Linked DNA regions of Homo sapiens: region 1 is linked to region 2. Evidence: chromatin loops called from intact Hi-C (ENCODE). Cell type or tissue: A673. All regions are shown on one strand. Each heading gives the region's core, and the rest is flanking DNA. Links, peaks and the distances in the headings are about the cores only.

Region 1 (2,919 bases), core at 246-2,745, 150 kb after region 2:
TAGGCTGCTCGGGGGTCAGGGGTCAGGCACCCACTTGAGGACGCAGTCTGCCCCTTCTCAGATCTCCAGCTGCGTACTGGGAGAACCACTGCTCTCTTCAAAGCTGTCAGACAGGGACATTTAAGTCTGCAGAGGTTACTGCTGTCTTTTTGTTTGTCTGTGCCCTGCCCCCAGACGTGGCGCCTACAGAGGCAGGCAGGCCTCCTTGAGCTGTGGTGGGCTCCACCCAGTTGGAGCTTCCGGCTGCTTTGTTTACCTCAGCAAGCCTGGGCAATGGCGGGCGCCCCTCCCCCAGCCTCGCTGCCGCCTTGCAGTTTGATCTCAGACTGCTGTGCTAGCAATCAGCGAGACTCCGTGGGCGTAGGACCCTCCGAGCCAGGTGGGTGGTGCGCCATTTTTTAAGCCCGTAGGAAAAGCGCAGTATTTGGGTGGGAGTGACCCGATTTTCCAGGTGCCATCTGTCACCCCTTTCTTTGACTCGGAAAGGGAACTGCCTGACCCCTTGCGCTTCCCGAGTGAGGCAATGCCTCGCCCTGCTTCGGCTCGCGCACGGTGCGCGCACACACTGGCCTGCGCCCACTGTCTGGCACTCCCTAGTGAGATGAACCCGCTACCTCAGATGGAAATGCAGAAATCACCCGTCCTCTGCGTCGCTCACGCTGGGAGCTGGAGACCGGAGCTGTTCCTATTCGGCCATCTTGGCTCTCCCCGAAAACCGGATTTAAATTTTATATTAAAAAGTTTTAGATTAAAATTTTAAATGTAAAAGTAGGGTTTGTTCATGAGAGAAATATCTGAAAAACACAGGAAAGTACAAAGAAGAAAAGAATCACTCATAGCCACACATAGAAACACAAAAAATTCTTAACATCTGAGCAGTTTTTATTCCCCAGTGCTTTTCCTATGGGTAGGTTTAAGAAAGACATTGAAATCACACTATGTTTACCATTTTGCATGCTGCTGTTTTTTATTATAATTAAGTTTTAAATATCAATCCATACCGTCATGTGCTTTAAGTGTCCTTTTTAGTAGCTGCTTAATATTCCACCCTGTTCCATCTGTTGAGCAGGTTCCATCCTGGTTCTCAGTCCACATGGAAGAATATCCATGAGAGGGTATGCAGTCTTCTGACATCCCACAGAGCACAGCTGCACCAAAACAAGGTTAGACTTTCTTATAAAACTAGATCTTTGCTCACTAAATAATATGTGAACAGGGACCTACAGTCTAGTCGGGGAGACAGACATTAATCAAATAACCACAGAAATAAGTGGAAAATTGTGAGGCTTACCAAGGAGATTACCTGTTGTCCTGAGATTGAATGGTAGCGGGTATTTGACATGGCTGGGAGTCAGGGCTGGCTTCCTGAGGATGAGACAGTGGGGCTTGGATCCAACGGAGGAGTAGCAGCTAATTTGGTGCACAGCACTCATCAAGCAGAGGTCCTTTCAAAGGACTGAGAGAAGACAGGCTAAGTGGCCCACAGAGCATTCCTTTCCCCTGCACACATGAATCCCAGTCCAGGGAAGAATACAGTTGTTTGTGTGAGCTATGTAAGGCCACAACATGGAAGAAAGTTGTTCTAGAATTTAATAAGGTGGTTTTGGCTGTATGACTTTTACAGGGGTATGGGGAGTGCTTCTGATCCATTGGTAGGTATTCCCAGTACTTTGTCACTGATTCAGATACACAGCTAAGTGGCAGTTCACCTGCTCAAAGAATTCAAATATAGGACAACAGTGCCCCCAGTGGCTGAATTTAATGATGCCATGTAGTTGAATTAGTCCTCTTGACTTATTATATACTGACATATGCTAGATTTGCAGGATGACACTTAAAACTAAATGTTGTTTGCCCTAACCATCAGGGTAGTGAATTACTTTAATTCTTTTCTGCAAAGTCATTGGCTTTGCTTTAATTCCCAACCTTTTCAGGCAAGGAATCTCTTTAAAATGTAAACAAAGGCCTGGTTTGGGGCTCAAATCTATAATCCTAGTACTTTGGGAGGCTGAGGAGGGAGAATCCCTTGAGGCCAGGAGGTTCAAGACCAGCCTGGCAACATAATGAGACCTCGTCTCTACAAAAAAAGAAAGATTCTATATACACACATATATAGTGAACCCCATATAACGGCATAAATGGGATGCACAGACCTCCTACATGCAAAACTACACATCTGGGTATCATCCATCTCTATTATGTTATGGGTAACATAATTGCTGGATTTGTTTTTATTGTAGGAAGATTCTACCTCTGAAGTAAATTATATCATTGAAAGACCAAGCTACCCTCTGAAGAAATACTCACTGCATGAACAGAGATATTTTTAAGGTACTGTCTTATGTAAGTAAGCAGCTTAAGTGCTTCTCCTTATCTTGGTTTGCTAAAAGAATTTCAGTTTCCTCCTATCAATATGAAGTAACTAGAAAGTGTGGAGGACAGGAGACTTGGAGGAGACCTGAGAACTGCGTTCTTCCCTTGCTCTGTATGATAACTGCAGTGCACGTGCCTTCCAGCTCTCTTGCTTCCTCTTGTAATCATCTCCCCTGCCCGCAACATCACCCTTTATCTAATAGACTTTCCGGCCTTCTTTCAGCTTCTTGAACACGGAGCTTTTTCCTGCCATGGGGTCTCTGCACATGTTGTTTTCTCCATCTGGAATATGTCTTCCTGACTCTGCCTGGATAACTTCTATTTGTCCTTCCAGGCTTATGATTTTCTATGACACGACACTCCCTCTCTCTGTGATGTGTACCCTTTAGTACACAGCATTTTTCCTTCATAAATTATGACACAATTTCTTATTATATTTTTATCTGGGCTGATTGTTTAAAATCTGTCTCTTCTACTGGAGTGAAACCTTATGAGATCAGAGAATCTGTCTCTGTTGTTCACTGCTTTATACGCAGTATTTAGTGC
Region 2 (2,919 bases), core at 157-2,656:
GTGTTGGAAATGTAACTCCCAAATTTATAGATTGGTGGCATTTGGATGTGGGGCCTTTGGGAGATAATTAGGATTAGATAAAGTCATCAGGGTAGGGCCTCCATAATGGGACTGGTGGCTTTATAAGAAGACCAGAGACCTGAGAGGTTGACATGCTCTTGCTCTCTTGCCATGTGATGCACTCTGTCATATTATGATGTAGTAGGAAGGCCCTTACCAGATGCTGGCACCCTGCTCTTGGACTTCCCAGCCCCCAGAATCACGAGCTAAGTAAGCTTATTTTCTTTATAAATTACTCAGTCTGAGGTATTCTGTTATAGCAACGGAAAACAGACTAAGACAGATTGTATCTTCTTCCACTGGCTACCCATTTATGACAGGACTATTTATTAAGAAGGTCTTCTTTTTCTCTATTGATTTGAGATGGCATATTTACCACTTATTAGACTTCCAGATGTCATTAAGTTTATTTTTGGGTTTTCTTATTTTTTAAAATTTTTGGCTTTTCTATTCTGTTTTATTCATGTGCTGCCATGGGTTTGAACATTTGTCCCCATCAAAACTTACGTTGAAATTTATGCCATTGAGACAGTGTTGGGAGGTGGGATCTTTGGTTAAGTATTTGGCCCATGGGGCTCCACCCTCCTGAGTGGGTTTAGTGCCTTAATAAAGGGGCTTTCAGGCATGGTCTCTTTGTCTCTCTCTCCCTCTCTCTCTCTCTCCCACCAGATGCTAGCACCTGATCTTGGACTTCTCAGCCACCAGAACTGTGAGCCAATATGTTTCTTTTTCATTATAAGTTATCCAGTCTCAATATTTTGTTATAGCAGCACAGAATCCACCAGGGACTCATGTTGGGTCTACATTTAAAATATATGCAAGAAGAGGGCATCCGCAGAGGACAGCTGCCCGGCACAAGTGCCAGTCTGAGTGGAGTGAGGAAGATGTCTCCATGTAGACGGCAGTACAGTGTGGCTCAGGGTTTTGGAGTCTGCACAGAGTGAGTAGAATGCTCATAGCGATAAGCAGCCTGGCCTGTGATGTCAGAGCCCAGAAGTGGTGAGAAGGATGTCTGTGGAGGGGGTGGTCTGGTCCAGCATAGAGTATCAGAGCCCCAGCCAGATAAGAGTGTCCATATATCAGGCTGATGAGTGGTCGGTATGGAATTCTGTAACCCAAGTGGGGTGAGGAGGACATAGAATAAACTAAAATATGTGTCAATATTATTTTCTTATGGTACAGGCTTCCTCATTGTCCGTCTTTCTTAGGGCTTTCTCAGATATTCTTATTTATCTTTCCAAGTGAACGTCCTAATAAAATTGTCTTAGCTCTAAGGCGCCCTCTTCTGTTTCTTTTGCAAAGTGTTAAACAATATGACATTGTAGTATCTGAGTTCCACCTTCTCTGTTCTGTTCCTTGACTTTTGTCTAGACCTTATCTTTCTTTTTTCTCTAATATCCTTGTCTGGATAATTTGAATTCTACTCCCAGAAGTTTCTCCTCAGAGAAAGCATTTCCTATATGCATCCAGTACAATTTGAAATCACTAATTTAGCTGCTGAATAGTTATGGAATTTGGGGCAAAATTATCCTCATTTTTTAAATCTATAAATTGTAAATGAAATGTAATTTATTTCATAAGGGGTTTTTTTTGACAACTAGAAGTAATTTTCTTTTTTCTCTTTTTCCTTTTTTTTTTTTTTTTTTTGAGACAGTCTCATTCTGTCACCCAGGTTGGAGTAGAGTGGCACGATCTCAGCTCACTGCAACCTCCACCTGCCAGGTTCAAGCGATTCTCCTGCCCCAGCCTCCTGAGTAGCTGGGACTACAGGCAGGCGCCACCATGCCTGGCTAATTTTTTGTATTTTTAGTGGAGACAGGGTTTCACCATGCTGGCCAGGCTGGTCTCAAACTCCTGACCTTCTGATCTGCCCACTTCGGCCTCCCAAAGTACTGGGGTTACAGGCGTGAGCCACTGTGCCCAGCCTAGAAATAATTTTCAATCAGTTCTCAGTCCTACCTATCAGCAGAATTTGACTCATTTCATCATATTCTTCTTGAAACACATTCTTCAATTGACTTCCACGACACCATACTCACCCAATTTTCTTCTTAATTGGCCTCTCCCTCTCTTTCAGGTTTTTTCAATGTTTCTTCCATATCTTCCAACCTCAAAATGTTAGACAACCTCAGAACTCAGATTTCAGACCTCTCCTCTCTATCTAAAGTTGCTCCCTAGTGAGCTTGTACCATCTCAAAAATTTAAACATATTGACAACTCTCAAATTTATGTCTCCAGCCTGGACCTCTACCCTGTGGTCAAAATTTATACATCTGCCTCCTTCCTTATTTTCTCTGCCTGGATGTCCAACAGGTATCTCGAAGTTAACTTATTCCAAAACAACTCTAATATTTTCACCCAACCTGTTTCTCTTATAGTCTTCCCAATCTCAGCTAATGACAATTCTATTCTCCCAGTAGCTCAGGAGAAATCTCTTTTTTTCCCTCACTTTAATCCATCGAATCCACCAGGGACTCACGTTGGGTCTACATTTAAACTATATGCAAGAAGAGGGCATCTGCAGAGGAGAGCTGCCCAGCACAAGTGCCAGAGTCTGAGTGGAGTGAGGAAGATTTCTCCATGTAGACGGCAGTACAGTGTGGCTCAGGGTTTTGGAGTCTGCACAGAGTGAGTAGAATGCTCATAGTCATAAGCAGCCTGGCCTGTGATGTCAGAGCCCAGAAGTGGTGAGAAGGATGTCTTTGGAGGGCGTGGTCTGGTCCAGCATAGAGTGTCAGAGCCCCAGCCAGATAACAGCGTCCATATATCGGGCTGATGAATTGTCGGCATGGAATTCTGTAACCCAAGTGGGGTGAGGAGGACATCTGCATGGAGAAAGGGTAGGCAGTGGTGATAGAA

The links. Hi-C counts contacts between places; a loop is a spot of excess contacts. Peaks named below come from ENCODE experiments on the same cell type or tissue, not always from the same donor. Only the 100,000 strongest peaks of a DNase experiment are listed, where the experiment ranks them.
Region 1: a loop joins it to region 2, with 2.7 times the contacts of the local background. A loop is called at or near these places in 22 of 110 quality-filtered maps.

Annotation. Positions count from the first base shown.
Region 1 is chr9:4,603,591-4,606,509 of GRCh38, reverse strand. SPATA6L (spermatogenesis associated 6 like) reads left to right here. Exons shown (of 12, transcript NM_001353486.2): 10 at 1,070-1,163; 11 at 2,241-2,331. The coding sequence ends at 2,330. Among named protein-coding and RNA genes, the nearest start is that of PLPP6, 57 kb to the left of the region's middle. RefSeq lists enhancers at 1-403, 1-1,016. In A673, for the core only: a CTCF peak has its summit at 1,764; a DNase peak (open chromatin) is centred at 1,729; H3K27ac peaks cover 1,686 bases.
Region 2 is chr9:4,748,645-4,751,563 of GRCh38, reverse strand. No RefSeq gene overlaps it. Among named protein-coding and RNA genes, the nearest start is that of AK3, 8.9 kb to the right of the region's middle. In A673, for the core only: a CTCF peak has its summit at 1,333 (motif pointing left); a DNase peak (open chromatin) is centred at 1,333.